Regions from separate parts of the Mus musculus genome. Here all the other regions are linked to region 1. Evidence: chromatin loops called from intact Hi-C (ENCODE). Cell type or tissue: left cerebral cortex. All regions are shown on one strand.

Evidence for each region. A loop is a pair of places that touch in the nucleus more often than their neighbours do. Peaks named below come from ENCODE experiments on the same cell type or tissue, not always from the same donor. Only the 100,000 strongest peaks of a DNase experiment are listed, where the experiment ranks them.
Region 2: a loop joins it to region 1, with 2.7 times the contacts of the local background. A loop is called at or near these places in 4 of 42 quality-filtered maps.
Region 3: a loop joins it to region 1, with 4 times the contacts of the local background. A loop is called at or near these places in 3 of 42 quality-filtered maps.

Annotation. Positions count from the first base shown.
Region 1 is chr3:95,490,438-95,498,437 of GRCm38, forward strand. It overlaps Arnt (aryl hydrocarbon receptor nuclear translocator), which reads left to right. Exons shown (of 22, transcript NM_001037737.2): 18 at 116-218; 19 at 586-733; 20 at 3,261-3,423; 21 at 4,010-4,176; 22 at 4,867-6,803. The coding sequence ends at 4,956. Among named protein-coding and RNA genes, the nearest start is that of Ctsk, 4.8 kb to the right of the region's middle. In left cerebral cortex, CTCF peaks have their summits at 4,046 (motif pointing right) and 5,918; DNase peaks (open chromatin) are centred at 1,350, 1,838, 4,043, 4,670 and 1 more place; H3K27ac peaks cover 1,177 bases.
Region 2 is chr3:95,831,864-95,839,863 of GRCm38, forward strand. It overlaps Prpf3 (pre-mRNA processing factor 3), which reads right to left. Exons shown (of 16, transcript NM_001316751.2): 10 at 4,551-4,694; 11 at 3,781-3,880; 12 at 3,491-3,604; 13 at 2,221-2,339; 14 at 1,890-1,973; 15 at 698-759. Among named protein-coding and RNA genes, the nearest start is that of Rprd2, 17 kb to the left of the region's middle. In left cerebral cortex, no CTCF peak of the experiment used is centred here; no DNase peak of the experiment used is centred here.
Region 3 is chr3:95,346,413-95,354,412 of GRCm38, forward strand. Setdb1 (SET domain, bifurcated 1) reads right to left here. Exons shown (of 22, transcript NM_018877.3): 4 at 3,427-3,461; 5 at 1,584-1,683; 6 at 584-709; 7 at 203-404. Among named protein-coding and RNA genes, the nearest start is that of Setdb1, 6.8 kb to the right of the region's middle. In left cerebral cortex, CTCF peaks have their summits at 2,043, 2,243, 3,255 (motif pointing right) and 4,189 (motif pointing right); a DNase peak (open chromatin) is centred at 3,272.

The sequences.
Region 1 (8,000 bases):
TGCCCAGTCAGCATACTTCTACTTCAGTTACAGTACTTCATGAATAAGTAGGAATTGATTAAACTATGTGCTACAGCCCCTTGATGGCCCTCCCCCAACTCCTTTTGGTCTGCAGATCAGAGTAAAGGCATCTCCTCCAGCACTGTCCCTGCCACCCAACAGCTGTTCTCCCAGGGCAGCTCATTCCCTCCTAACCCCCGGCCGGCAGAGAATTTCAGGTGAGCCCCATATGTGTGTGCTGCTTGACAGGGCTCTGCAGGGTTCAGTTGCTGGATCCGTGTGTCATCTTCCCTTGCTTTCTCTGGTCACCTCAGACAAAGCAGTAGAACTTACTGGACCTAGGGTGAGACAACGAAGCTGCTTTTCCTCCTGTTTTTGCACCTATTCTATTGCCTTGCTCTAGGTTCCAAACGTCTCTGTGTGGTCAGTGTGTGACAGTCAGTCTTTCTTGTGTTTTTAAATTTATCAGGTTTTCCTTAACTCCAAGAAATCAGAGGAATCTAGGGATAGAATGTGTCCTTTGATTCATAGCTTCTGTGATGGAGTCAACCTTTTAACCTTCACTTTCTATTTGTTCCTTCCTAGGAATAGTGGTCTTACCCCTCCTGTAACCATTGTCCAGCCATCATCTTCTGCAGGGCAGATACTGGCCCAGATTTCACGTCACTCCAACCCTGCCCAGGGATCAGCGCCGACCTGGACCTCTAGCTCCCGCCCAGGCTTTGCCGCCCAGGTAGCGCCTCTTACCTGTCTGACCCTGTGTGTTGTTGTTTGTGGGATCTTTTTTTTTTCCTCCAGGTAAATTTATTATTGTCAGATACCTCCTTTTCAGTTCCTGTTCTTCATCTTTTAATTTTCATCTTTTTTGCGAGGAGCTAGATAATTAAAATACCAGAGATAACATCCAGAAGTCTCTTTAGAACCTATGTTTTCATATGCTCACCTTAAGACAGAACTGCTCATTCACAGCAGTTTGAACAGCTTTGGTCTCAGGCTTGTTTGGAGTAAATTCAAAGAGTTTGTCTTTGTTTAGGACTATGTAATATAGTACCAAAGTAGAAAATTAGTAATTATATTCATTTATTTATGAAAATATAGTATCCATCTATATAATATATAGTAAATATGTTAAATTTATTTATTACTATGTATTTCTCTTGTCTATATAATAATTTAGAAAAGTTTAAAAAAAAATGAAAACTCAAACTTGACTCCAGAATTGTTCTCTATAGCTTTTTTGTGTATGTGTAAAAATACTCAGGAATGTTGCCCATGACTCTTGGTCAGGATGTGCCGTGATGTTGATGACAGCTGCTACCATGGTTTTCATACTGGTGACATAATCAAGCATGCATATATTATCTCCCTTGGAGTTACTTTTTAAATTGTGGATTTAAAACGGTCTCTAGAAATTATTGTATCTCACAAAAAATGTTAGAGGCAATAACTAGTTTCTTAATCAATATACAGTAAATGGGTGTGAGAAAGGACAGCTTTAATTTCAACAAAGAGACTGAGGCAGGAGCATGGGCCTGGGCCACATAGTGAGAGATAAACTGTCTCATAAAAGAAAGAACAGAACAAAACCAAAATAGCATAATGGAAAATAAAAGAGGACATTGTCCACTGTGCCAAGTAACAGTCTCTTCTGGTGGGGTTAACAGTGAGGTTTCATTTCTAGTTTATTTTTTCCAATTTTTTTCTATTCTTTTTGAGGCAGATTTAGAATTTATATTAAACAACCCTTTGCAGATTTACACTTAAAGTCAAGAGCAAAAGAGAAGCACTCAGAACTGAGTGTGGGTGTGAACTCCCTAAGATGCCACCAAATTCCTCTGTAACACATAGGGATTCCAGTAAAAAAGAAAATGGTTGTGCCTTTAGGAAAAGGATCTAGAAACGGGTGCAGTGTGGAGTGAGTGGTTTCTCTTTTATAACACTCTACCATTGGGACCCGAGAGATGACGCCATTGGGAAAGTGTTTTGTCACTTGAGCCTGACCTGATGACCTGAGTTTAATCCCCAATCTCCTTGGGGGGAAGAGAGAACCAATTCCTGCATGTTGTCCTCTAACATGCGTGCCAGAGCATGCATGTGTTCTCATGTGCATACATACTCATGCACACTAAAAATAAGGTGGAAACCTTTAATACCACCACTTGGGAGGCCAATTCAGGTAGATTTCTGAGTTTGAGTTCAGCCTGGTCTTCAGAGTGAGTTCCATGACCTCAGAGAAATCCTGACTCCAAAGACAATAGAAAAAAGAAATAATAATAATAATGTGGAAAATAATAAAGGAAAACACCCAGTGTTATTGACATCTGTGTGTACATGCAACCATTATACAGAGACATGCACATGAACACACACAAATGAAGTGAAGACATGTTGATCTCTGGTTCCCATTAATTTGTGCACAATAGCCTGTACATGTATGTTGAACTTGGACACACATGGATGTTATGCTTTCTATTAATTGCCATAATTTATGAGCTGATTATATATAGGAATAGTTTTTTTTTTTAAGATTTATTTACTTATTATATGTAAGTACACTGTAGCTGTCCTCAGACACACCAGACGAGGGCGTCAGATCTCATTTCGGGTGGTTGTGAGCCACCATGTGGTTGCTGGGATTTGAACTCTGGACCTTTCGGAAGAGCAGTCGGGTGCTCTTACCCACTGAGCCATCTCACCAGCCCCAGGAATGGGTTTTTAATAATGTTTTCATGTATTTATATAGTGTTGTTTTGGGTTTTTTGGTCTTTTTGAAATAGAGTTTCTCTGTATAACAGAGTCCTGGCTGTCCTTAACCTGACTTAATAGACCAGGCTGACCTTGAACTCACAAGAGGTCTATCTGCCTTCATCTCTCCTTCCCGAGTGCTGGCTGGGATTAAAGGCATGTGCCACCACACTGACCCGTATACAGTGTATTTTGATCATAACGTGTTCTACTCCAGACCAGTGATGCCTCTCCCTCTTACCAACCAGTCCCTCTTGTATGTCAGTGTCTCTTTCCCATTTCATGATCCAGTGAGCTTAATTATCACAATTTGTAATTCTTTGTTTTTTTCTTTTTCACTTTTATTTTAGTTTCCTAAAACATTTAGTTTTAGGAAGAATTGGGAGTTAATCAGAAGTATACATTAGAAGCAGGTAATGGGTTGGGTTTGGAAGAAGGTAGTGGTTGATGAGTATCGACTTACAGGAATGCAGTACACGATTAACAATCCTTTGTTCTGTACCCCCTTCCTTTAGCAGGTGCCCACCCAGGCTACAGCCAAGACTCGTTCTTCCCAATTTGGTGTGAACAACTTTCAGACTTCTTCCTCCTTCAGTGCTATGTCTCTTCCGGGTGCTCCCACTGCCTCATCTGGTACTGCTGCCTACCCTGCTCTCCCCAACCGTGGCTCCAACTTTCGTAAGTGCAGACAAGGGAGATAACAGGAAAATCAAACTACTAAAGAAGGAGGACTTGGCAGTTATGATTGTTTTCCCTGCGTCCTGCATGTGCTGACCGAATTATAAGGAAATGCATGGTCCAGGTCTGTTTGATTTTAAACAGCCTTGCATAGGGCCTGTTGAAATGGCTCATTGTGCAAAGTGCTCGACACACAAACCGGGTAACCTGAGTTCATATCCAGGAGAGAGCTGACGCCACCATGAGCTCACATGCACCATACACAAGACAGTAAGAATCTTAAGAATCATTATAAAAACATGGTATAGGAAAACCATTTAACTCCTGTAGTTAAAGACCATGTGAATCATTTTAATATGTATAACAATCTTACTTAATAGACTGCATATGTAAATGAACAAGGAATTCTTCAGAAATGCTATCTAGGAAATGAAACTTACTGTGAGACTGAGTTTTGAAAATAGAAGCAGCCCTGACCAGCAGAGAGAAGAGCAGAAGGTAGCATATGGAGACTACTGACTTACACGTAGTTGTGTGCTGGTTTCTCCTCTCCATTACAACTATAAATGCTTATTCTTATTTCTAGCTCCTGAGACTGGACAGACCACAGGACAGTTCCAGGCCCGGACAGCAGAGGGCGTGGGTGTCTGGCCACAGTGGCAGGGCCAGCAGCCCCATCATCGGTCTAGTTCCAGTGAGCAGCATGTTCAGCAGACACAAGCACAAGCACCTAGCCAGCCTGAGGTCTTTCAAGTGAGTGGGTAAAGACTTCAGAGAGAGATCGGTCAGGGAAGAGAGGAAGAAAGAAGCACATGGTATTGGTTAGGGCTGAACGGAATGAGACAGAGGATGCATGTCAGCAGTTGAAGCAATTATAAACATAGCCTGTAACCAGACCAGGCAGAGGTACTGATGGGAAGCAACATGCAAAGATGCTAAAGAAAGGTATTTTAATTTTATACAGAGATTTACATCTCAAAGTAGTAGTTATGGATTTAAATAGAAGAATACGAAAATATATGGAGTAGAACATACTGATCATAGCTATAAGTATCTGTTTCCTTTGAGGGGCCTGCAAGATTGAATGTGGTCATCTCAGAGAAGCCAGTCAGAAAGACCAAAGGAAGGCAACATAGGGTTTGATTGAGAACAGATGTGATTAGGCACATTTCAGATGTGCCTGTAGGAGTTAAATGAAATGTTGGCATGCATATTTCTTCAGTTAAAAATATTGAGTACAAGAAAAGAGGAAAATAAATGATCTCAGAGGAAGATAGAACAGAGAATGAGGAAAGAGTTCTCAGAAGAGGGAGGTTGAGAGAACTCGCCATGCAGACTTGTGCGGCTCAGGAATGGTGGTGGTGTGGGTGGGGGAAGGGGGTCCTGGAAGGGAACTCACTAAAATAAGGGTATGTGACCCAAGTCTACCCTTTTTCTCATTAGGAAATGCTGTCCATGCTGGGAGACCAAAGCAACACCTACAACAATGAAGAATTTCCTGATCTAACTATGTTTCCCCCCTTTTCCGAATAGAACTATTGGGGTGAGGATAAGGGTGGGGGGAAATCACTGTTTGTTTTTAAAAGCAAATCTTTTGTAAACAGAATAAAAGTTCCTCTCCCTTCCCTTCCCTCACCCCTGATATGTACCCTTTCCACCCCTTGACTTGCTGAAGAAACGTTATAGAAGAAATTAAATGAATTTCCCAGGCTTTTAGGATCCTCTGAAATTTTGAGGATAGGTGAGGCCTGAATTCCTGTCCTTATTTCTTCTGACCAGAAGTTGCACAGACATGATTTGTGCTGGAGTCAAGGGGCAGAACAGAAGAATCTGACAGGCACTAATTGGATACTGTGGCTTGTTTGGATAGAAATTCTGAATGGAGTGGAGGAAAGGAGAAATGCCCTCATCACTGAGGATCATGAAACACAGTAGGGGTGTGTGGAGCCTTGGGACGTGAGCAGTCTCCAGAAAGAGGCCTGAGAGAGAGCATGAACACTTATCTTTGTGAGTGAGTGAGTGAGTGAGTGAGTGAGTGTGTGTGTGTGTGTGTGTGTGTGTGAGAGAGAGAGAGAGAGAGTAAGAGACAGAGACAGATGGGGTGAGGGGGGCATTTGAGCTCCTATGTTTTGTTCCCTATTATAGAGTATATGCAAAATTTGTCCCAGATCTTCTTTGACTTTGTGCTTGCTCTTTAAAGTGTCCTAAGAAAATTAATTTTTTCAGGTATTTTTCTATTTAGTGTTGCAGCCAAAGAGTATTTAAATTAAGTCTTTGCTGCACTTAAATTCATACCCAGCCAAAATGGAACTTTAGGCCAACCCCCAGCCTTCTGTTGCTAGGGTTGGTCTCCTACAGACACAGTGATCAAGCTGGATGACTCCTGCTCTTTGGTGCTTTCAACTCATTGGGAAGAGCTGCAGATATTACCAAAATAGGCTGGCTACATGAACACTGTCAGAAATCCCAGACTTGCCCACAAGGATAATGCTGCATTTTTCTGTCAGAGTCACACATGTTTTTCTGGAGAGGTTATTTCTGCATGGAAACTCAACTTCTTGGATTAGCTATCTTGAGTGAAAGTCCTCACTGACGAGTATGCAAACCAAATAGCCTCCTGCACAGTAGCCTCTCCTTCCTGTCACCAAAACAGTTTTAGGTCTGCTGAAGTCTGGTGTTCTTTGCTCCTTCTGCAATCTTGAAATTGGGGTTTGCTTTAGAGCACAAACATAAGTCTGTGTTAGGTGGACTTAAATCCCAACAGGGTCACTTGATAATTATAGCCATAGAAATGCAGATGCAGGTAACTGCTTTTACCCTTTACCGTCCTCAGGTGAGTCTCCTAGATCAACAGCCTTTTTTTTTTTTTTTTTCCTTAAACTGGCTCCTGTCAAAGATTAAGTTAATATGGAAAAGACCTCTTATGTGTATTGATGGGGCATGAGGAGCCCAGGCAAGGAGAGGCTCGTGGAGAGGCTGAGGGAATGTTACTAAGTTTCCCTCCGTTTGTCTCCAGTCTGGTGCCAGGCAGTAGAGTGGAAAAGGAGGCTATTTTTTTATTCTATGTGCACACATACAGTATACATATATATTTATATCACATTTTACTGAACCAAAAAGTTGGGTTTCCAATAAAATACTTGTTTTTTAATAACCGACTTGTTTTTAACTGTGATCTGAACTATAATGTACAGTTATTACAGGGCTTCTGAAGAAGGGGGGGCGGGGAGAAGCTTCTCTGAGGGGCTCGCTCTGCTTTTCCTTCACGGTTTTATTTTTGATTGTTTTTTCTTGTTGCCCATCTGTGCTAAGCCTTAACTGTGGCAAAAATAATGACATGTAGCAAAGATTTTAAAACAAAGTATTTTTTCTTTTATAAATTGTGTTGTGTTGTGTGATATTATTGATTGCGGCTCCCTGACCCCTTTACAGACATGCACAACTAAGCATTCATAAGTGAGCTCGACACACACAGGCACAGAGCGTAGTTGAATCTTCATTTCAAGACTCAGAGCTCACAGGGCCCTGGTCACTTAGCCCTGTTCTCGTGTACCCACCTGATCCTGACACATCAGGAGTAGTCAGTAGACTACTGCTCACACTGTCTGGGAGTGGGGGTTGTCTCATCTCACAGAAGTTGCTGGGGAGTGTTCTTGGATTTGAAGCCACTATGGGGCATCCTGATGTCTTTCCCCAGTGTGTTCTCCCAGTTAAAAGGAGATGAAGGGATTGTGAGCTTTAAACAGTTCAGATGTGGATCTGGGCTCTCTCTACTCAGGTGGTACATTGAGATCCTGGGGTCTAGAAATCCTGGGGTCTGTGCCAGGAATCCAGCTAGGAACTGAATCTATATTTGTGGTAATATCCTTTGTGCTTCACAGTCCCTCATTTCCTAATTCCTCACATGTGTTTATGGAAGTAAATGGAGTTTAGGGTGTGGTTGGCCAAGTCAGACTCTTATGATCTGTCACATGCCTGGATTTTGGGGAAGCGCTTGGAGACTCTTGTAACTGGACCTAGTTTGGGATTTTAATGATTGAGATGCAGTACTCATCAGACATTCTACCACCCGAGAGTCTAGCAGTAGAGTCCCACGTGTATCCATTAATGTAGATTCAAGTGTTGTAAATAATTAGGTGCTACATTGGGTCAGTTGTCTTTCCTTACTGTCATGTTGGGTGTTGATCCTTGGGCCTCATAATGTTAGGAAAGCCCACCACCGCTGAGTCATGTTCCTCAACCCTCTTTTAGCTTTTTGTAAATTACTTTTATCCTCCATTTAAGCAACTAGAATCTTTTTGTAAAGTTTATGTATATGAGTACACTATCTCTGTCTTCAGACACACCAGAAGAGGGTATCAGATCCCATTACAGATGGTTTTGAGCCACCATGTGGTTGCTGGGAATTGAACTTAGGACCTCTGGAAGAATAGGCAGTGCTTTTAACTGCTGAGCCATCTCCCTGGCCCTGTAGGGCATTTCTTAGTGGTTGATGGGAGAGAGCCCAGCTCACTGTGGATGGTGCCATTCCTGGGCTGGTGCCCCAGCCGTTGTTATTTTTAGACAGGATCTCACTA
Region 2 (8,000 bases), 340 kb after region 1:
AAAAAAAAAAAAAAAGCATAACTACTGCTCTTAGAGAGGACCCCGGTTTGGTTCTAAGCACCCACATAGTGACTCACAACTATCTGTACCAGTTCTGAGAGATCTGACACCCTCTTCTGGCTTCCATGAGGCATGTATGTGATGTAGATATACATATATATGCAAGCAAAGCACTCATACACAAAAATAAATCTTTTAAAATTTAAATAAAGAATGTGTTCATGTGAGTGCAGGCACCTGTCAAAGCCACGAGGTCATGTCCCCTGGACCTGGAGTTACAGGAGGAAAGCCCTGCCAACTGAGTAAGGGAGTTGAATTTGGGCCTGCTCTAATTTACTCTCACTACAACCAACACGCCAGGTAGATCAAATAACAGCCATATTTTATAGATAAGGCAATGAAACCTGACACCGTCTGGCTCAGGTCCTGTTCTGCTGTAAAGCCAAGGATGGAACTCGGACTCTAAAGCATTAGATAAGCACTCATCACTGGCTCCCCGGCAAGCCCGGACTCTTCCGTCTAGTGCGTGCGTTACTGTGCGTCTGAGGCCTGGGCACTACCTTCCTGCTGAGAACGTGTACTCCTACTGCCACTGTTCTCCATATGCTTCCCCACCGGCACACGCTAAAGACCAACTTCTAAAAACCACGCTAAACATCCGGCCAACTGAACTGCAGCGTTTTACAGAGACACTAACCTCCCATACTAGTACACATTTGTTAGTTTTCTTCACAGCTTCTTCATCAGATTCCTCATCATCTGGAAAAGACAAAAAAAGCTCAATATTTGGTTTGTTTTTTGAGTCAGATTCTCGCTACATAGACCAGGCTGGCCTCCAACTTAGCAGGGTCTGCCTCCCAAGTGCTGGATTAAATTTATTTACTGAGACCATCCTCCTGACTCAGCCTACTGAGAGCTGGGATTACAAGCTTCAGCAACCATGCCCCACTAAATATATCTTTTCTTTCTTTACCTGTGCCCCACACCTTGTCTGGCTCTCAGTGTGCAGGATCTTGAACATGGTAGACAAGTGCTAAACTACTAAACTTTAATGCTAGCTCCAAAGTTATCTTTCCTGTTGAGTGTGAAGCCAGCTAGGTCTATATAGTTTCAGACCAGCCAGGGCTACCCTTGTCTCAAAACAAAACCCAAAGTATTCTTTCCTGTTTAAAGTAGAAAGTTGTTGTTGATGTGAAAATCTATTTTTTATACATTCAATGGTCTTTTGAATTGGGTTGGGGTGGGGAAGTCAGAGACTGTATGTAGTCCATATCTGCTTTACATTGGCATGTGTTGGTTTCAAACCCATGATCTTTTTACTTCCACTTTCTGAGTGCTGGGGTCATGGGTGGATACTACTAGTCTGGAGTGATTAGAAAGAAATACCAACTTTTTTTGAGACTCATGTGGCCTAGGCTGCTTTAAAATTGCTCCATAGCTCAAGATGACCTCAAACTCTTAGGAGATTACAGGTGTGAACTACCGTGACGTAGCTAATAAGAAATTTAAGTAAAGAATAATACAGGTTAGATATTGTACACACGAATGCATAGTTTGCTGACTTTAAATACACTCTTGCAACCAGAACTTGAAACTAAGTCAAAGAGAAAAGCCTGCTGGGTGTATGCAGCAGTACTGTTTAAGTCAACCTAGCTGGGCAGGGGGCACACATCTTTAATCTCAGCCCTTAAAAAGTATAGGTAGGTGGATCTTATGAATTCAAGGCCAGCCAGTACCATACAGTGAGACCCTGTCTCACACAAAACAAAACATTCTGTCTAAACTTCTTGAACACAAGACTATTCCAGGAAGAATGGATGAAGAATAGACAGAACTATCACTCCACCTCCCCCAGCTCTCCCATGTAATCCCTTCTAACCCCAATTCACCATCTCCCTTCGTGTTAGATGTCTGCTCATCCCACTTTATCCGATGTAGCATGAGACGCTTAAATTTCTTCTGGGCTTTGGGGCCTGAAAAGAGAATTTTGCGAGTTGGAAAGATGACAGAGTAGGAAGAACCTCTGAGCTGAGCCCATCTACTACTCAGATAGCAATGGGAAGGGGAACGAGCCCCAGGACCAGGACAGACTTCTTCTGCAGACACACAGAATCGGAAACACAACAGCGGTCTCACAGAAATCTTCCTCCCTTCTCCCCACTGCCAATCGCTTTAGGGCTAGGGTTGTCTAGAGAGTTTCCCTCAACTCTCTGCACTCACCCCCTTCCACTACCACCACGTTGACATCTTTGTGCAGCACCACCACCCCTGTCAGGTACAGCTGCCCAGCATTGGCCTCAATCTTGAACTTCTTGGCTGGGTTGCTCAAATTTCGAACTCTGGAGGAGGGAAACTTTAGTCATGTCTTCAGTTTTATCACTAGAAGCTGCCTGAATGGAATGGCAAATACAGAGGATCTAAAATCAAGACCTCTGGAATGCAGTTATATTTTTATTCTCTTGTAAATACAGGGTCTCATCATGTAGTCTGGCTGGCCTGGAACTCACTGCATAGACCAATCTGGCCTTGAACTCGAGAGATTTGACTGCCTCTGCCTCCCTTTGCTGGTCTTATACTTCTTCACAGTAAGTAGTTAGAATCTATGAATGAAGGAGAGGTACTATCATCCAAAAAAGCTTGCAAGCCCAGTGTTCCAGAAGGTAGAAAAAGCTTTAAATCCTGCCACCTCTAGATGCCTATAGTATAGATGCCATGTATTCAAAAAAATTTCTGGAGACATCAAAAACTGTAAATAGTAGTTACCTATAGATAGTATCTTAATAGATCAGAGAATAGGAAGGGGACTCTTTCAGGAAGTGCTCCTCTATTATTATTAGAATTTGTCTTGTTTTCCAGTTTGGGATAGCCAAAAACTTGCTACGTGGTTCAGGTTAGCCATAAACTCAGAACTGTCCTGTTCCTCCTGTGTGCTGGAATTACAGGCATGCATCATCCTATCTGGTCCAAAAATTTTAATCTGAATAAACAGAAGTTTTATTATAATGTGCCACTTCTGATAAAGAACTATTTAGTAGAAATAAGTGTATCTAAAAAGTGGAATGCATATATAAACTTAACCTAGACTAAAATGAAGACATTAATAAAAAAGTAAAAATGTATTTCCTGGGTACAAATATATTCTGAAGTGTGGATGAAAGGCCTATTACTACAGATCCTCAGGATAAAGACAAGGTAATAAAGAAAAAAATTACTGCTTTCTAGAGAAATGAAGTAGTTACCACAAAAGAATAAGGTATACTTGAAGGCCACAGTGATTTTGTCCTAAGGACTGGGAAGATAATGAGAATGTAGGTGCAAGGAGGGCATAATGGGCCGCACCTTTAATCCGAGAACCAGGGAGGCAGAGGCAGTGGATCTCTAGGTTTGAGGCCAGCCTGGTCTACTTAGTGAGTTCCAGGATAGCTGAGACTAGGTAGAGAAACACTGTCTCAAAAAAGAAACAGAGACAGCTGTCAATGTGGACACCTACCTATACACAGATATGTGCACCCCCTGTGAAATGTCTTCTTTAAGCTTTTTAATTTTCTTGACCTTTCTCTGTTCTGCTGTAAGTTTTCGGGCCGCGTTGGCCTCTTCATGCGCTCTGTCGTGACAGGAAGGACATCCACAAGTGAGAAAGGCATTGCCGATCAGAGGCAGGGCTAAGGGAAAGAGAGAGCAACAGAGGACTCTCTCCTCCCTCCAATACCAACCCCAGGAGGGTCTGGAAAGGTAGTGTCCTGGGCTCTGCCCTATCCCACCCTACCGCACCCCACTTACTTCTGTCTCTTTGCCATCTGAGCTCTGACATGGGCTTCTACCTTTGTAGGGTCTTGAACTGCTTCTGTTCCTAATACTCGCATTAAATTTGAGATTCTCACTACAATGGAAAGAAAGCAGCAATCAATCTCCTAATCTCTTAAATTACTTCTCTAGCTAGGATAAAGTATTTATATATACTATTTCTAGGTATATTGCCTCCTCTATATATGTATATACACATACATATATACAAACACACACATATATGTGTGTGTGTATGTTTATATGTATAAATGTGTGTGTGTGTACATATATATGCACACACACACATTTATATACTCAAGAAAACAATAGTTGCATATTTGTGGAGTTTATTTATTTTTAATGCCAATGAATGAGAAATGAGAAATAAGAAATTAAGTTTTATGTTTTTTATGATATAAGTATACTGAATTTTTTAGATAGTTTGAACTACTATAAAATCTGAGTTAAGCAGGTAAGATTTTTCAATGTAGGAATTATTGTAAAATGTGAATTTTGAGCAGACTTGAAATAAGCAGTGCTTGAGAGCAGGAACAAAAAACAACAACCATCAACAACAAAAAATAATTAAAAACAAGCTCTAAATGACTTCTATAATGAATGTGTTGTTCTGCCAGAAGAAAACATCACAGGTTAAAAAAAATCCTGTAAATGATTCAGAAAAACCATCAAAGACATTAAAGTGCCTTTATAAGACAGACTGACTGACTCACTCACTCTATGGTAGCAGGCCAGCAGGCACATACCTTTGGGCTCTGGAGGAGGTGTCAGGCCTAGCCTGACTTTCTCTTGTAGCTCTTTCTGTGCTTCCCTTCTTGTTTGCCTCCGTAGTTTCTTCTGCTCCTTCTTCGTAAGATATACCCCAAGGGTAACTGGTGTATCATTGTCAACTGTTAAAAAGAAAAATGAGTTACCAAAGCATAAATTATAGAGGGATTTAGGTGAGTATGCATCACTTAGAAAAACCATCAACTAAAATCTGAGGGAGGAGGTCGAGAGACAGTCGTGCTTTGTAGCTCAGACTGGCCTATTGCTTCCACCTCAAAACTGCTGAAATCACCTGCATCCACTAACTGTGCTTGACCTATTTGGTTTTGTTTTGTTTTGTTTTGTTTTTTCAAGACAGGGTTTCTCTGTGTAGTCCTGGCTGTCCTGGAACTCACTCTGTAGACCAGGCTGGCCTCAAACTCAGAAATCCACCTGCCTCTGCCTCCCGAGTGCTGGGATTAAAGGCGTGCACCATCACGCCTGGCTATTTGTTATTTTTAAGTGGTGAGACTGATAGTATAATTTTTTTTACTAAGTGAAAGTATTATGGCTCATAAATGTTTTTTCTTTAAGAAGTTGTTCACTTTCAGCAAATGCAAACAGTAGCACTGGCTAAGAATCTGAGGAAGTAAAAGAATCCAGAACTCCACTTGGGTCCTACTTTCTATAATTTGCTGCTTCTATGGAATACAATTTGAAATTCCCTAACCTACATAACAATAAATTTTGCGTCGGCAATGCAGCTATGCTAACTACTGTACAACCTCTGCGCTCAATTTCAGTACTAGGAAATGGAGGAAACCCTCTGGAAGAAGCTGGCTGGAGATGGTGCAGTGGTTAAGAATACTTACTGCTAGCCGGGCGTGGTGGCGCACGCCTTTAATCCCAGCACTCGGGAGGCAGAGGCAGGCAGATTTCTGAGTTCGAGGCCAGCCTGGTCTACAGAGTGAGTTCCAGGACAGCCAGGGCTATACAGAGAAACCCTGTCTCAAAAAACAAAAAACAGAAACAAAAAACAAAAAAAAAAGTCTCTAAACTCTAGTTCCAGGAGATCTGGCTTTCAAAAGCACCTATATATGTATGTTTCTGGCATATACCCACATACACGCACATTGTCCAACTCCCCATAAACACCTACATAAAAATAAATTTATTGGGGCTGGAGAGATGGCTCAGTGGTTAAGAGTACCGACTGCTCTTCCCGAGTTCAAATCCCAGCAACCACATGGTGGCTCACAACCATAAGATCTGACTCCCTCTTCTGGAGTGTCTGAAGACAGCTACAGTGTACTTACATATAATAAATAAATAATTTAAAAATAAATAAAAAATAACTTTATTATTTAAAAAAGTACACACTGCTCTTGCTGAGGATCCAACTTTATAGTACCCACCTTGGGTGGCTGACAAGCAAGCCCCTGTAGCTCCAGCTTCTGATCACCAAGGGCATCTGTAGACACACACACACACACACACACACACACACACACACACACACACCCCAGACACATACAGATTCTTAGTAATAAACCTTTGCTGGAACCTCACTCTAATTCCACCAATGGGCTTGATAGTAAAATAAAACTTAAAAAAAAGAAATCCCTATACTTTTAAAGCATGTTTGTTTAAAAAAAAAAATCCTCATATTCCTCTGACAAATACTTATGGCAGCTACATAAAATCTGATTAAGTCTAGTTCCTATTTTTAATTTGTATTAGAGGCTGAATGTCCCTAATCTAAAAACCTAAGATCGCCAATACTACAAAATCCAAAATGATTCTTTGAATAGGACCTCATGTATCTCAGGCTGGCTGGAATTCAGTATTTGAATTCAGTAGATGAGGATGACCTTGCACTTCTAATATCCCAGTCTCCCTTCAACCCCCCCACACACCTCCCTCTCCCCCTCTCAAGATTTATTTATTATTATACATAAGTACACTGTAGCTGACTTCAGACACACCAGAAGAGGGCATCAGATCTCATTACGAGTGGTTGTGAGTCACCATGCTGGGATTTGAACTCAGGCCTTCAGGAGAGGAGTCAGTGCTCTTACCAATTGAGCCACTTAGCCATCCCCAATCCCCCCATCTCTTTTCGAGAGCTGACATTAAAAGTGTATGGCACCATACTTGGATTATGTAGGGCTGAGATCCAACCTAGGAGTTAATGCATGCTAGACAAGCATTCTACCAACTGAGTTATATTCCCAGTTTCAGAAACCCTGGAAGCCTTTTAAACTTGACTTGTTTTGTATGTGTGGTGTGCAGACACGCATGCATATCCACATGTATGTACCTGTGTGTATGTAGACCAGAGGCTAATTGGAGTCTTCCTTGACTGTTGTCCACTTTGTACACTGAGGCAGGATGCTTGTTCTAGGGATTGTCTGTCTCTCACATCTGTGTAGCAAGTGCTTTACCCAATGAGCCACCCCTATCTCTTGAAATTAAAACTTTTTGATGATTACATTTTCAAATTCCCACATGAGAAATGCTCAAATGCTATGAAAATGTCTAAAAGACTGAAAAAGCAGCATCTGAAAAACTTTTGTCCCAAGCATTTAAGACAAAGGATGTCCGACCGTTATTTCAAGGTCTCGATATATTCTTCTGTACTTACTGGAACTATGGCCAAGTGAATGTCACTATGGTACTATCTCAGTTCATCCTGAGGGAAAGTATTAAAATCCTTTAAGATCTATTTATCTCTCTTCTGTTTGTTTGTTTAAAACAGGTTTTATGCACCCCAAGTTGGCTTCAAACTTAGAAGTGATTTATCTACATCAACTTCCTGATACTAGGATTATAAGAGCATCATCATTATGCCCTGCCAGTAAGCATGTACCCTGTAAAGAAGGCATTCAGCTGTTCTATGGAAAAATTCTTCAAGTTCTAAGTGACTAACTGAAGGCACTCACCTACGGAAACCAGACCCACAACTACAACCTTTGCTGTCTTTATCTTAAAGTACATATGGTAATCAAGTAAGCAAAAATGTTCTCCTTTTGAGATAGATAAGAGTCTTCATTTGTATCCCATGCTTACATCGAATCACAATTCCCCACAATGCTGGGGTCACAGACCCAATCAGCTAAACCACCTATCTCTTTTAACCAAACTAACAGACTTAACTATAAAAAAAAAATCAATAAAATAAAAAAGGGGGAAAGAAGACTGAATAAAGTCAAAGATCACAAATGGGGCCAGCAACATGTGACTCACATACATACACATGGGGTGACCATTGCTAGAATTTTACTAAGAAATCCCAAGTGATTTGGGGAAGTGAAAGAATGCGCACATCTCCCATTTATCAGTGTCTCAGGCTAGAGACCTTTGCATTTCTAACAGACTCCTCACTCCACAACCCTTACCCTACCCAGACACAGGAACAAATAGGCTTATATTCCATAACAAGTAACCTA
Region 3 (8,000 bases), 140 kb before region 1:
CAGAGATATCTAAAATAAAAAAAAGTATATACACACACACACACACACACACCATGAAAAAAAGAGAGAGCGAGAGAGAAACGGTTTCAGATCATACGGAAGGAATTGAGGACATAAAAGCTAACAGTGAAATTCTGACCCCAATACGAATAGATGGCACCAGGCCCCATTCTCCTACAATCTACAATCCCTGTCCAGATACCTGAGCTTGTTCTTGACGTTAGGGGTCTCAGCTACAATGCCAGCATAAAGCCAGACCTGATTTCCATCTTTGTACTTGGCCACCACTCGACTGCCCACAAACAGCTTGTCAGCGGGAGGGTGGTAATCATAGGCAATATGGTTCCCAGATAGCAGACTCTTTCCTTTGTTGTCAAATTTCACTTTGTATTTTTTTCCTAGCCCTGTATAAAAGAAAAGAGAACCAAAATTTTAAAAAAGAAAATCAAAAAACTGTTATTTCCAATGTTAAGTCTTGGGTGCAACATAGAAGACAAAAGAAAAGGCTTTGGAAAAACAGTCAGCAATGGATGCCCTACAGGTTACCTTTGCTCAGTCCTTCCTCCAGCCTGAACACACATACCAACAGTCTGGATGGCAATAAGGGTGCCTTTGTGCCATGTCTTAGTCCTCTTCTTGCCCAGAATCCGCATGCTGACTATCAGGTCCCCATCTTTGCTCAGTTCTCCAGACACCTGACCCAAGGTTCCTATAAACAAGAGTTGTTATAAAGAGTGATTTGAGTGGTTGGATGGAGAAAGGTAAGGTCAAGAGGACAGTAAGGTAGGATGGGCTGTAGCTCAGCTGCTGGACTGCCTGCCTAGCAAGCACAATGCCCTGGATTTGAACCTCAGCACTGCATACACCTGGCATAATAGCTCATGCCTGTAATCTCAAGTTCTCAGAGAAGACAAGAGGATCAAAAGTTTACAGTCATCCTCAGTAACACAGAAAATTCAAGGCCAGCCTAGGATATAGAAGATACTATCTCAAAAACAGAAGGTGGTGTAGAAACAGAGGAAACTGAAATTCTGTGACCATTAGCAACTCTTGCTAAACTCTTGGATAGAGGCAGAAGCACAAGACAATCCACTGTTTATGCTAACAGGAGAAATGAATACAGAACTTTAGCACATTTCTAACTCCTTTGGCATAGTCTACCAGCCTATGCCACGAACGACTATCGACAACTCCTTATTGACAGCAACAGTATCAACAGTTAACAGCCTGAGCCACCGCATCAATCAATAACTCTCAGACTGACTGTGGACATAAAATTAATGTTAAAAAGAGACTGACAAGTCAGAGCCGGGCGGTGGTGGCACAGGCCTTTAATCCCAACACTTGGGAGGTAGAGGCAGGCAGATTTCTGAGTTCAAGGCCAGCCTGGTCTACAGAGTGAGTTCCAGGACAGCCAGGACTATACAGAGAAATCCTGCCTCGAAAAACAAACAAACAAAAACCCACCACCAACAAAAAAAGAGACTGACAAGTCAAACAGCATTCTGAGATGGAAAGCTGACTGTCAGTAACATTCCAGAAAGAACTCACCTCTCACCTATGCAGGCACTTCTCACACTAACCTTTATGTAGATCTTGAGAACTGCTTTTCTTGTTGACAGCATCCATGAACTTCTGGACATCTTGAGCTGATTTTCTTAAGGCAGCCATAGCTTCACGAAGCTGTAGGAAAATAGAAGGGAAAAAAACCCTGAGTATTATGAGTTAGACAGCTCTTGTCTAACATGCATAGGGACCCATGGTTTAGATCCCAATGCTGCAAATAAGTAAAGCCAAAACAAATCAACAATAACAACAAAACACGATAAAGAACACTGCCTGTGAAGAACTTGTCTTCAATAATTAAAATAGATTCAACTGTATTAAAAGGCCAGACAGAGGCAACTTCTCAATTTTTCTGCATTCTTGCAATATCTACAAGATGACTGTAATGAATGGGACTTATTATATGGTGAATACATTGAAACTAAACTGAATGTATGCTTAGGCTAAAATTCATTACTACTTTCTTTTTTTTTTTAAAGATTTATTTATTTATTATATGTAAGTACACTGTAGCTGTCTTCAGACACTCCAGAAGAGGGCGCCAGATCTCATTATGGATGGTTGTGAGCCATCATGTGGTTGCCGGGAATTGAACTCAGGACCTTCGGAAGAGCAGTCAGTGCTCTTAACCGCTGAGCCATCTCTCCAGGCCCTCATTACTACTTTCAAAAGCTTTTTCATTATATGCACATTGATGTTCATCTGCATATAGTCTATATGAGAGTGCTGGATACGCTGAAACTGGAGTCACACAGTTGTGAGCTGCCATGTGGGTGCTGGGAATTGAACCTTAGTCTCTGGAAGATCAGCCAGTGCTTATCTTAACCATGGAGCCATCTCTCCAGCACTGTTGTTTTTTGTTTTAAAGACAGGGTTATCTATATTCCAAGCCTTCAAAGGTATGAAGCCGAGGATGAGCCTGAACTTCTGATCTTTCTGCCTCCATCTCTTCTGAGTGCTGGGATAACAGGCATGCATCACCAGAAAACCTCTGGTATAGTGGTGAACTAAGCCCAAAGATTGCTGAATGCTAGGTAAACACCCCAAATGACCAACATTGATAGTCCATCAAATTCATTCACATATGTGTATGTATATGTGTATTCACATATATGTATATGTATGTGTGTGTATGAAACAACTGAAATTCATATGTGCCTGATGAAGTCAGGACATTAGATCCTCTGAAAGTGAACTTATGGAAGGTTATCAGTCACCATTTGGGTGTTGAGAACTGAACCCAGGTTCTTTTTAAGAGCAGTGAGTGCTCCTAAACACAGAACTACCATTCTAGCCACATATTATTATTATGAAGGTTTTGGAGACAGTTTCACTTGTAGCTCTAACTAGCCTAAAACTCCGTGTAACCCACGCTGGCCTCAAGTTCATTAAGATCCACTTGCCCCTGACTTCTCAGTGCTGAGGTTAAAGGTGTGTACTAGCATGCTCGGCTATATTATTTCTAGTTGTTATTATTATTTGGTTTTTTGAGACAAGGTCTCTCTACATGGACCTGGCTGTCCTGGAATTTACCATATACAACAGGCTGACCTTGAACTCACAGAGATCCACCTGCCTTTCCTTCCCTGGTACTAGGATTCAAGGTGTGTGCTACCAGACCTGGCTTTAACTATGTCTGATTTCTGCTTACCCATGTAAGTGAATGCCAATTGTATGTAGGTGCCTCTAGAATCCAGAAGAGGGCACTAGATACCTTGGAGATACAGGCAGCTGAAAGACTCTCAACATGGGTGCTGGAACAGAACTCAAGTCTTCTAGAAGAGCAGCATGCTCTCCTTAACTCTACCTATCCCTCCAGCCCAATTTCATGATTAACTTCCTATACCCAACCCAACTCACCTTCTGGTCTTTTGGAGTTCTGCTCCCAGCATCACCTATGAAAGAAAAGAACTTCAGTGAAAAAAAAGCTGGGCATATGAACCTAGCTACCTGAGAGACTGAGGCAGGAACATGGCACCTTCAAGACATGCTGTATCTAGAGAACAAGAGCTAGGCCTGCCTGAGCAATTTAGACCCTGTCTCAAAATAAAAAGCAAAGTAGGGCAAGAGGAGCACCATATGTTAAGGTTAGCCCGGTTTAAAGTTAAGCTGATAGCTAAGCAAGAATGCATAAGAGTCAAAATACAGAAACCAGGGACTCAAGTCAAGGATCAGAGTTCAGACGGAGTAGCTCTATTGCAGAGGATCTGGGTTTGGTTTCTAGTACACACACTGGCAGCTCACAAGCACATTCACTACACCTCAGTGGATCTGGTGCACTCTTCTAAGCTCTGAGACCAGTTATACTCACACAAACACTCCCCCACAGACAGATTTTGTTTTTTTTTTTAAAGATTTACTTATTTATTTTATGTATATGAGTACACTGTAGCTGTACAGATGGCTGTAAGCCTTCATGTGGTTGTTGGGAATTGAATTTAGGACCTCTGCTCACTCAGGTCCGTTCCGCTCGTGCTGGTCAACTCCACTCAGGTCCACTCGGTCAGGTGCACTCTGCTCATTCAGTCCCTGCTTGCTCTGGCTCAAAGATTTACTTATTTATTATAAATAAGCACACTGTAGCTGTCTGTAGACGCACCAGAAGAGGGCATCAGATCTCATTATGGGTGGTTGTGAGCCACCATGTGGTTGCTGGGATTTGAACTCAAGACCTTTGGAAGAGTAGTCAGTGCTTTTACTCACTAAGCCATCTCACCAGCCCCAGATAATGTTTTTTTATACATTAAAAAATAATAAAAATAAATCTTAAAAGAGGAAAACAACTTTTAAACCCCAAAACCAAACAAATAAGTATAAAGTTGGTGGGGGCACATTTACTGGTAACATGTATGAGTCCCTAGGTTCAATTCCCAGTACTGGAAAAGGAAGGTACTGAAACGGTTACTAAAAGGGGTCTGGAGATGAAAATCAGTAAATGCCTGCCAGTGTTTACCTCTGGATAAGTACTGAGACAGGTGGTAGTTTATCACACTTAAGGCAATTGTCATCGATTTGAAATTTGTAAAAATAATTTAATTATTCAACTTAAAATGAAACAAGGTGCTGGGCAGTGGTGGCGCATGCCTTTAATCCCAGCATTTGGGAGGCAAAGGCAGGCGGATCTCTGAGTTCGAGGCCAGCCTGGTCTACTGGTCTACAGAGTGAGTTCCAGGACAGCCAGAGCTATACAGAGAAACCCTGTCTTGAAAAACAAAACAAAACAAAACAAAAACAAAAACAAAAACAAAATGAAACAAGGCTACTAAACTTGAGCAAATGCTTATTTTCCAGAAGCATGGTGCAACAAAACTATCAATAACTACAGAAACATGGAGATTATATATATGTATATATATGTGTGTATGTGTGTGTGTGTATATATATATTTTTTTTCTTTTTGGTTTTTTGAGACAGGGTTTCTCTGTATAGCCCTGGCTGTCCTGGAACTCACTCTGTAGACCAGGCTGGCCTCAAGCTCAGAAATCCTCCTGCCTCTGCCTCCCAAGTGCTGGGATTAAAGGTGTGTGCCACCACTGCCCAGGCTATAGTTATTTTATCTTAGGAAATCATTCAAAAATTCACTTATTCTTAAAAGTTCTTATTAAGGTGCATGTAGTTCAGTGAAATGTAATCCACTGATTAGACTGTGAAACTATCACGGTACACCTACTTTCAGAACATTTTCATTAGTCCAAAACGAAACTCCATGATCATTACCCAATATTCCATTTCCCCCACTTAGGGAAGCAATGTTGGGAAAGATTGTCTTCTAGACTTGATAGGGCCCTTGGACTCTTCAACTCCCAGCCACACTGGTTATCAGCCCTTAAGACTTGTACAAGAACAAGTCAGTCGGGCTGGCAAGATGGCTCAGTGGCTAAGAGCGCCGACTGCTCTTCCAAAGGTCCCGAGTTCAAATCCCAGCAACCACATGGTGGTTCACAACCATCCGTAATGAAATCTGATGTCCTCTTCTGGAGTATCTGAGGACAGTTACAGTGTACTTATATATAATAAATAAATAAATCTTAAAAAAAAAAAAAAAAAAAGAGAACAAGTCAGTCAACATTCCAGCAAGAATGGGGGAGGGGCACCAAGACCCACCCCTCCCTGAGGAACTTTTGGCAGTTAAAGGTTGCTGGAGGAGGGAGGGAACAATTTTTCATCAGGGATGTAGCCACTGGTAAGTTACCCAAGAATCCCACATCCAAATTAAACTCAGCGGATTAGGAAAAAATTAAAAAACAAAACAATACATGAAAGAAGGAAGAGGAAAGGTAAGTTAGTTGGGAACATGAAAGATTGTGTACATGATCAAAATACATTTTTATATATGCATGTAACTATCAAGGATAAGTAAAAAACTGTCATATTGACACCTATGATCTTGGCACTTGGGAGTTGGAGGTAAAGGTAGAAGGACCAGGGGCTGAATATAATTCTCCGTCATGTGTTGAGTTTGAGGCCAGCCTGGCCTATAACAGTGTCTAAAAATACACAAACATAAAAAACCCTCTAAACAATAAAAGAGCGAGACATATGTCTAAAATAATGACTTTGGGAAAGAAGAACGAAGGCATGCTATGGCTACACAGTGAGTCTGAGGTAAATCTGGACTTCACGAGACTTTGTCTCAAAAATCACTCATCAAGAAGTTAATGGATGACCAGCTAGTACATATAAGTAAGAGGAGCAGTATGCAATTCTAAAGAAAAATGAAACCACAACATTTCCCAGAAAATGGAGGGATTGATGATCAAACACAATAAGTACAACAAACCCAAATACAGGATGAAATTTCATGTAACAGAGATAGCATCTGTCAGAATCCATATCCCTATATAGGAAATATAACAGTCGGGACAGTATATGCACATGAACTATACCAAATGACATCGTCAAAGTTGGCCTAACAAATTATGCTATAGCCTGTTGTACTGGCCTGCTGCTTGCCAGCAGACTTCTCAGTAGGTTTGGCATGAAAAAGATCTATGGAGGCTAGAGATGAAAGTCAGCCTGGTGACATCCCTTGCTATCTGGATGTAGGACATACCCAATCTACAATTGGCAATAAAGTTCTTAGAGCCCAGAAGGGAGCTGTGGATGGAGGCTTGACAATTCCTCACAGTATCAAACTGTTCTGATTAGGATTCTGAACGCAAACTCAATATAGAGCTGAGTGATGGTGGCACACACCTTTAATTCCAGTACTGGGGAGGCAGAGGGAGGAGGATCTCTTAAGTTAGAGGCCAGCCTGGTCTATAAAGCAAGTTCCAAGACAGTCAGGGCTCTCTTAACACAGAGAAACTCTGTCTTGAAAAAACAAAACACACACACACACACACACACACACACACACACACAAATCAACAATCAATCAATCAATAAATGGGAGGTGGGGTGAGGCAACTTTTGCCAGGTGGTGATGGTACACACCTTTCCCAGAGGCAGGCAGGTTGATGTGACTTTGAGGCCAGCCTGGTCTACAGAGTGAGTTCCAGGACAGCCAGGGCTGCACAGAGAAAGCATGTCTCAAAATAACAAGACAAACAAACCAACAAACAAAAAAAGCAGAAGTACTGCTCGAAGTCCAAAGCTAGCATGGGCTATACTGAGAGTTAGAAGTTAGCCAGAAACTGTGAAATCCTATTGCAAAATAAAAGCATTAGAGAGATAGCCAGCATATCGTGTTTCCCAAACAAGTCCCAAGTCCTGGAGTCTGGATCCTCAGGCCCCAAACCTGTAATCCTAGTACTCATAAGGCAGAAACCCACTCTGAGCTGGCTATCTACACATGCTAGAATTGGCAAACCCTTGGTTCAGCAAGACCCTGCTTCCATAATAAAGAGAGGAGTGATCAAGCAATAAACCTGATATAAGTCTTTGAATTCTACATATATGTACACCCACCCATATACCTCTACTCCCAAACATGGGTAGGAACACTGTGACCATTGATATCAACTTAACAGAATTTAAAATGACTTGTGAAATGGAAATCTGTGCAAGCCAATGAGGAATTATTTTGACTATGTAGAGGTGGATGGACCAGCCCACCGTGAGTGGTACCATTCCATAGACTTCATAAATACACAAATAAAGAGAGCGATTGGAGGAGCAGCAGGATGAGACACTCCCTCTGTTTCCAGATTGCAGAACAATGTGACCAGATGCTTTAGGCTTTTGCCACTGTGATTTCCCCGACCATCATGGATATGATCTGGAACTTGGAACCAGGATCAGCCCCCTTAACCTTCAAATGATTTTGTCAGATTATTTGATCACAGTAACTGAAAAAGAAACTCAGACATAGGCAAACTACACACAAACACATGGGGGAAAAGACAGAAAATAAGTATACCTTATCTGAAATGGGGAAAGGAAGCAATCAGAATACAGAAAACACTTACGATGCTAAGAATACTTACTTGTTG